2 separate regions of the Homo sapiens genome follow, and region 2 is linked to region 1. A link is a contact called in ENCODE Hi-C data. All regions are on one chromosome and are shown on one strand. The core of a region is the stretch at or near the end of the contact, and the rest is flanking DNA. Distances in the headings are between cores, read along the strand shown.

Region 1 (4,170 bases), core at 1,208-3,707:
TATGCAAAATGTTCTACCTCACTTTTAATAAGATAATAGCAAGTCAAGCTATCGAGACCATTTTATATAATTGGCAAAGATCTGCAAGTTGGATAATGTACTGTGTAAAGGGATATGTCAGTGTATCAGAAAAGTATCAGTCAGGTACAACTAGAAAAACAGAAACCACTTGGAATATTTGAAATGGGGGGAAGTTAAAACATAGAGTTGGTTACCCGGAGGATGTGAGAGGCTGAAAGACTCCCAGGAAACAGTGAGACCACTGGAGATTAGCAACAGTAGGACATCCTGTTACCTCCAGGCCAAAGGGACAAGAGGGGGAGATGTTGCCAGAACCCAGGGAGCTGAGCCCATACTGAGCCTGTCCTACTGGACTTGGGACCACCCAGGAGGAGTAGCTGCTGCCCTAGACACCCTTCTGTTCCCACCACTCAAGCTGAAAGGGAAGAATGGGAAACACCCTGGCTTCTCCCTTTCTCCCTCCTATTCTCCTACTGCTGAGTCCCATCGGCCAATTGATAGGGGAGTCTGGGAAATGAAGCCCCCCATGAAGCAGAGTCGGAAGGACTAGGAATGGATATGAGAGCTAACAGGCTCAGAACCATCAGAGGGGTGGGTGTGTGAAATATGCACTCACATACCTTGTGTGAGATCATGAGTTTATATCTCTATGAAGGGCATTTGACATTATCCAAATTACAAATGCACATCACCGTTGACCCCATGATCCAGTTGTACAGATTTATTCTTCATATGTACCCCCACACGTACACAGTTACATAGGAACAAAGTTATTCATGCATAATTGTTATTAACAGTGATAGATTGGAGACCATTTAAATGCCCATAATTGGGGGCCCTTACATAAATTTTGGCATATCTTATTCAATGGAATATCATACAGCTGTAAAATAACAAGAAAAAGTTTTTGGTAATGATATGGAATGACTCCACGATAATATCTTGTTAAGGGAAAAGATCAAAATGTAAAACAATGTGCATAGTTTGTACAACAAAAATAAAAATAAGAGCATTAGACAAATATGTTTGTGTATATGTCAATTTCCTTGAGGGAGGTACACACTGGTTGCCCCCAGGAAGAGGAATTGAGAGACAAGGGTGGGAGGGAGTCTTGTTAACTGTGTTCCATTTGTAGTTTTAGAATTTTGTGCCACATGAATGCTAATCAAGCACAGCTAAATAAAATTTAAATTTAATGTAAACAAAAGAGAAACAAACTAACTTCCTTCCACTTTACCAGTTTGTAGACATTAAAATCCCTTTAAAGGAGGGAATCGAATCTTTAAAGAAATTAACTCCTTTACCTTCCGAGTTCCTTTCTTTAAGGTTTTGTCTTGTTTTGTTTTGTTTTCTGCTGTGGACTGATCAGCAAACAAGCCATTTATTTCTACTGCGCACATTTACACGGAGAGAACAGCCTCAACCCACCGGCTTGAGAGGATTTCCAGGGATTCAGAAATCGCCAGTGTAACTCCATAAATGCTTTATTTTCATGGAGCGACTTCCACCCTGCAGCTAAAATTGACAAAGTGTTTTCACAGCCGAGTTGTTGGGGCTGAGGCAGTGGGTCTCAGGAAGATCCCTGGCTTAATGGATGCAAACGCACAATGAAGTCCCGGCCTGGAGTGGAACCTTTCAACTCCCAGTCATTCTTCCAGGACCGGGAACTCCTGGCACGAGCCCGAAAGCGTTCCTCACTTGCAGCAGTCTTTGGGAGTCTTTCTGACAGCGCGGGCTCACTAACCCGGCGGTTCCGCAGCTGTGTTTGGGAGACTTGGGGGCGCATTAGCCTGGACAGCTCCCTGATCGGTAACCCCTTTGATGTGTGTTGAATGAATGAGCGTCGTTAGCGTAGTAGTAAATTTATGGGAGAATTAAAGCAATCCAGATAGGGGTCACTACGGAGACTTTAATTACCCAGGGACTGTGAAGTGGGGAAGAGCTGTCTGTGGAGGAGCGCCACACCATGTCTTAGATTCAGGCAGGCCCCGGATTCTGGTGACCCATTACTCTACGGTCACTGAGGGTCCGGGCCCCCAGGACTCAGAGGCAGGAGACAGGAAAAGCCTGACTTAGAATCGGGGAAGGACCTGGAGTCGCACATGGGGGCTCCCGAACCGCGGCCCCAATACTGCACTGCGCCGCAGGGAAGAGCCCCGGGAGGGGCGCGGGTCCCCGCCCCGGGCGCGCGCAGCCCTGCCCCGCCTCCTCCCGGTGCGCCCCGCCCCTCCCGGCGCGTGCCGCCCGCGCGCCCGAGGTGCTCTGGAGGAACCGGCCCGGCGGGCACCCCCTGCCCCGGCGCAGGCGCGATCGCGGGCCGCCCCTCCCGCCGGGCGCCCTGCACGCGCCCCCGCCCCGCCTCCGCAGGCTCCCCCGCTCCGGGCGCCTCTGATTGGCTCTCGGCCGGGCCAGCAGGTGTCGGCGGTGGCTGCGGCCAGGCTGGCCCTGGCTGCCTGCGGCGCGGGCGCCTCCCTCGCAGCCGCTGCTGCCGACGCCGCTGCGCTCCCGCCTCCTGTCGGTTCCCGGGTTCCCGCTGCGGCTGCGGTTCTGGCAGCCGAGCCCCCGCGGTGCTGCAGCCCAGCTTTAGCGCGCAGACCGACCCGCGCCCCTTCTTCGCCGCCGGCAGCCTCTAATCCACGCGGCGCGTTGCGGCAGGTGCCCTGGGCGTACTGAGGCGCGGTGGCCTGAGCCCGGCCGCCATCGATGACCCCGGTCGCGGACTTGCTTCAGGCTGGCCACCCCCCGTGAGTACCGTCCGCCTCCCTCTTCTCCCCTCTGGCAGCTTTGCGCCACTCTCCCCTCAACGTTGCCGCAACTTCGGGGGTGGGTGTGTGAAGGTGTGGAGGTGTCTCTCACGCTCCCCCGCACCCTGTGCGCGTCCGGAGCCAGGAACCCTAGGCGCGGCCAGTCAGCCTCTGCGGAGGGGCGAGGGGCGCGGGTACTTGAACTTGCTCAGGGATCATCGCGGAGCCAGAATCGCCTCTTTCTCTCGCTGCTGGGGTGGGAGCTCGCCTCTGCGTTTCCCTCGCGTTTTCCGATCCCGGATGGCCACGTAGTGCTTGGGCTGCGGTTCACCGCGTACCTACTGTGCTGCGGGCGCACCGGCGGGACGCCTCAAACCATCCGTTAAGCGCCCCGCAAGCAGCCCAGCGCGACGGACCTGACTCAAACTCTTAATTCTGTAAAACGGGGGTAATCAGGGACTCTCTCAAGGTCACAGCTGGTGCTCAGAGTTAGAACACAGGTGGATTGCGTCTGGCCCTCGCCCGCGGGCTGCCTGGGGAGGGGAGAGCTGTTGGCGGGGCGGTCACTTCAGCTTCATCCCGGGTTCCTCCTCATACTCCCTTTCCGCCACAGCCGCCAGACTTGAAGAGGTAGGGAGCCAATCCCAGGGGGCTCTACATAGATTTGGAGGTAACGGCGGAGGATCTTCCTGATGGACGCGTGGAGCGGAAAGATTCAGTGGTGGGAACCCCAAGACCTGCGGCTTTTTGGAGCACTTGCTCCCCTTCTTGTTCCTTAATTTACTGACGTCTTGGCAGGGTAGGGGAATTTGTTCTTATATCCGTCCTGCTCCTCTTTTCTTTTGCCAAATAAGCACCGTCCCCAAGGATAAGTACGTATCCCAAAACTCTTAAATGCACACACTGGTTTGGGCCTAGGGACTTCCTAAGAGAAGCGAGTACGCTGTGGGCTTGGTTCGCTAACGTTGGCTCCTATCCGCTCCTAGAAAATGCCTTGAGTCTGGCTTCATTTCCATGCTCTCCATCTCCCCGACCATGATCTCGATTTGTTGATTTTCTTGACACTTACTCAGGGGAGGAAGACTGAGACTGGGGGCTGGCCAGTCTTGGGGTATGCAAATGATGTCGGGTGTGATTCTTTTACTCCAGGTCCTTTGAGGTGGCTCCAGTGGGGCCGCCTGTGGTGTTGTGGGCGCTTCTCAGAGCTCTGGGCTGGGGAGAGCGTCACCTAGCCTCTCTTGCCATTATCACCTTGTCCCTTCAACTCAGCCTCCCCCACCCCAACTCTGAAACTCAGCCATGAGATCAATACTTAGTTTTGTGATGACTGACCAGCATCTTTGAACCTGAACTTTTTCATTTATAAAATGAAATAATCCCCGCCGCCTTTCAATCTTCCCAAGGA
Region 2 (4,170 bases), core at 1,201-3,700, 130 kb after region 1:
GATCTGCCCCTGGCATTCAGCTTTCTCGCTGGAAACCACATACCTTGAGTTCAGGTGATGCTTTTTGTGCCTGGGTGTAAACACGGACTGCACTATTGGTTTAAGATTCTTTACATGTGCTTCTACAGGGTTCAGGGACGGGGCAGATAAAGATAGAGTGAAGGCTGTGGGACTGGAAAGTCTCAAGTGTGGGTGTGTTCAGGTGGGGAGGGTGACTGTCAGTTTTGAAGGTATGGAAACACTGGAGCACAAGGCAGGCAGGGGTTCTGTAAATATGACAGTTGGTGCTCAGGGAACAATAGAATTGAAGAGTCAAGTATATTCATGAACTGGGTGGGTTATCAAAATACAGATCACCAATTACAAGGTCAGGAACCCTATAGCTTCGAGGAGAAGTGGATTAGGAAGTCAGGGCCATTGTTCTGCAGGAAGCAACAGGAAAGCTAGAGGTCTGGCATTCCACTGAGGACCTTGGCTCATGTTTCCATATGGGAATTTCTTCTCATCATTACTTTGGAAATTTGCATACTTCCCCAAATCCTAAATCCCAAGAAAAATCAGTAGAAACATCATGAAAATAAGGAAAAGTATTATAATTCTTCTGTGAGCAATATGCTTTACAGTCAATGCAGAGATGTTACTGGTTTAAAGGAATTCACTGATGTCAAGGACAAGCAGGAACAGGAAATGCTGATGTATGGAGTTGAAGGTGAAGGTCAACATTTCTAGCAATCAGGACAGGAGCACTTGGGAGAGAAATGGCCACTATTGCCATGTTGTAAGTATGTGTTTCTAGCCTCCTTTGCTGCTAACATGAGTCATTTGTGCAAAAATCTACAAATATAGGCATGATATACTTTATACAAATCTTATGAATGACGTTTTGAAATATTAAAAAATTTCAGAAACAAAATAAGTCCTTAATTTGGCAATTTCAACACCTACATCTGTGTAATACTGTTAACCTTCCTAGGAGAGTCAAATATTATGTTATTCAAATTCTATTGAATAACGTTCATCCCCATTTTCCTGTTTGGATATTCATTATAGGCTGAAGTTCTTTATAAATACTACTAAACCAGTATTTCTTTTTGTTAAAGACATTTTTAGGTATCTGCAATAATGAGTGAAGAGTATACAGAGTGTTGGAAGTGTTTAAGAAATTTATGACTTTGGGATTTCCCAGGATTCTCAGGAATTCTAATTTCTTTCTGAATCCTCAAGATTAATATTTGTGGAGAATCTGGAAACACTAGCCTTGGCTCTAGTCCCTTCAACAGAGGAGTCAGAACCATTGTGGCTAGTGCAGCCTCCACAGGGGAGTGATGGGGGATTTATGGGGCTGGAGGAAACAGGAATGGGAGAAGGGACCACGAAGGCCAACTCCATGGCTCAGATGTGCACTCACAACTTGAGAGCCCCAGTATCTCCAAGCAGCAAACAAGACATGGTAGGGTGGACTTCCAGTTCTGGAATAATGATGCCTCTCTGAGAACATTCGCCTTGGCCTGTGCTGAGTTGCACAGCCACATGAGCTGCAGTGAGACTCAGGGAGACACTGTCACAGAAAGAATCAGAAGGCAGAGCATGCAAATACAGCATGCAGAAATATGCTTGCACCGTAATACACAAAGACTCCCCGACGTGGAGCTTGCAGTTCTGGGTTGCTTCAGCCTGGCAGATTCCTCCCAGGGCTCTAATTACTCTCTTGAGGACTTGTGACTTATATTTAACTTTAAAATGTATACGTGTGTATCTCTGTTGCACTGAAGCCAAGTTGTCATTCTCCAGGTCCCTAAATCTGTCCTCATCTGTCTTTGTGGTCTGGCTTAGTTTAGTGTTTTATGGAACTTGGTTTAACTTAGTCTTCACATTAGTTGTTATCCCCAATAACAGTTAATTATTTCCATTGAAACAAAGGTTCCATGAGGTAGGTCACTGATCCAAAGTCACCCAGCTTGGCAGTGACAGAGCAGGCGTCCATGCCCAGATCTGCCTACCCACCCCCATACACTTGGTCATCTTGCTCCAACCCAGGTTAAATCATTTAGTGCTTTCAGTCCAGGTCTCTTGCTGGAAGGGCCTTCAAGTGACTATGGATGGCCCATCCCCTGCCTTCCTATAGGCAGGATGTTATAATCTCCCTACTAGGGATGACCTGTCTGAGACATTAACATTGTGCATGTGCCTCACACAAGGTCAAATAGTAAAATGTGAAAGAGAAAGTAGAGTCATGAGGTTTTTTTCTGTCAAACCATGTTGTTCTTATTTTTGGCTTTTAACTTTCACCATGAAGAATGGATAGTTTAGCTGAAGGGATCAACAAATTTTGGACCAGGACATTCTGAAGAGCATCTCAGGCTGGGGAAAGCCTCTGGACATGGGTGCAGACACAGTCCTGCTGTTTACTCTGACCAGTTTCTGTGATGTGGCCACCTGGTCCTTGTATATTTGAGGCCTGTCATCCATCAGAGGAACTGGAATTTGCCCAATAACATACAATGTGGCCTTTGTTTGGGCTTGGCCTTCATTTATTGGCCCAAATAAGAAGGGAGCTTATGAAAGGGACTCAAAGAAGAGCTACAAAGTGACCAGAGGCCCAAAAGATATGATTTAATAAGAAAAATAGAAACACTAATGACAGGTTAACTGCTAAATTATGGCTACTGCTGACTTTAACTTTCATAACAATAGTGAATTTTGTTTAGTGACACTAAGAGCTTTTAGTATCCTTGAATTCTAACCAGGGAAGAATGAACACTCCACTGATATATACTATGTATGATAGGTATATGCTTTTGTGGAGGAAAAAGGACAATTTAGAACTATAGTGAATTAAATTATAGGTAGAATTATAAAGAGAGAGAAAGTAAAATTCAAATGAAAAGGAGGAGGAGAGAGAAGTAGGGATGAGAGTCCAGAGAAGCAGCTTTCAACCAGCTTTGGCTAAACTGTGGTCTCCTAGGAGAAAGCAGGAAGCTTGGCATCTCCCATGAAACTGAAACTGAACATGCCTGTGTAACCAGCACACAGATCAAGAAGTGTGAACTGTCTGAGTTTCATAAGCCACCCTGTGCTGCCTTTTAATCACTATTCACCAAGGATAATGCCAGCCTTGAATTCTAGTGACATAAATTAATTTGCCTATTTTTGAACTTTATATAAATGGTATCATTTATATTTATATAAATATATCCTCTTTCGAGTCTGGTTTCCTTTGTTCAGTCATGTTCAAAAGAGTCACCTGCATGTTGCATGTTGTACAGATTATTCTCTTTCCTCTATAGTATTCAATGTATTGATCTATTCTACTGTCTGTGGGCATTTGGGTAGTTTCTAGTTTGGGTCTCTTATAGATACTTCTGCTGTGAGCATTCTATATTCTTATGACCCTATGGCTGCATTTCTGCTATGTATATACCCAAAGATGGGATTGCTAGGTCATAGAGAATGCATGTATTAGGGCAGATATTGCCAAATAGTTTTCCTAAGCAGTTGTACCAGTTTACACTCCCACCAGTAACATATGAGGGTTCTGATTATTCCATATGCTCATGAAAATTTGGTATTATCTGTTTTAATTTTATCTTCCTACTTTTAAAAATATTTTAGAACTTTTTTGTAGAGACGAGGTCTCACTATGTTGCCCAGGCTGGTGTCAAATCCTAGCCTCAAGAGATCCTCCTGCCTCAAACTCCCAGAGTGCTGGAATTATAGGCATGCACCACCAAGCCCGGCCCTTCTATTTTCACTTTAGCCATTCTGATGGTGCTAATATAACAGATGAGAAAGCTAAGGCGTGGAGAGGTGCCTAACATTCTACATCTCACAAGTGGCAAAGCAGGAGTTTGAGCCCTCTTGGCCTGGCACCAGGGCAATGCTCTTCCCACCTTGTTATCCTCCCTTCCTCATAGAAGATGCTTCATTTCCTGAGTGATGACCCACACCGTCCAGCCCTGGCCAGTCCTCTGTCCACCAGAGTGATAGTGCAGTCAGCCTCTGTGGGTCCTTGTGTTGAGCCAACTTTAGAATGTCATTTCCGGACCTTGGAAAACCATAGGCTGCCCCCAAATCTCACTTTGGCTTCAAATTAAAACTTGCCAATCCCATTAATGAATTTCCTAATGAGCCACAAACTCAGCTCACTTTTGGTTTATCTCCTTGTCTTCT

The links. A loop is a pair of places that touch in the nucleus more often than their neighbours do.
Region 2: a loop to region 1 is called in a map of dorsolateral prefrontal cortex, with 4 times the contacts of the local background. The contact joins the enhancer-like site here to the promoter of MYRIP in region 1. A Hi-C loop is called at or near these places in 2 of 168 maps with a recorded cell type or tissue (HepG2 and dorsolateral prefrontal cortex).

What each region holds. Positions count from the first base shown.
Region 1 is chr3:39,807,152-39,811,321 of GRCh38, forward strand. MYRIP (myosin VIIA and Rab interacting protein) reads left to right here and starts at 2,458. Exons shown (of 17, transcript NM_015460.4): 1 at 2,458-2,765.
Region 2 is chr3:39,935,066-39,939,235 of GRCh38, forward strand. All of the region lies in intron 2 of MYRIP (myosin VIIA and Rab interacting protein), which reads left to right. Among named protein-coding and RNA genes, the nearest start is that of MYRIP, 130 kb to the left of the region's middle. RefSeq lists an enhancer at 2,353-2,647. Within about 2 kb of position 2,451, at least 3 of the 41 ENCODE cell types and tissues checked have a DNase peak (open chromatin) inside an H3K27ac peak, as active enhancers do; they include dorsolateral prefrontal cortex, where a contact is called at or near this core.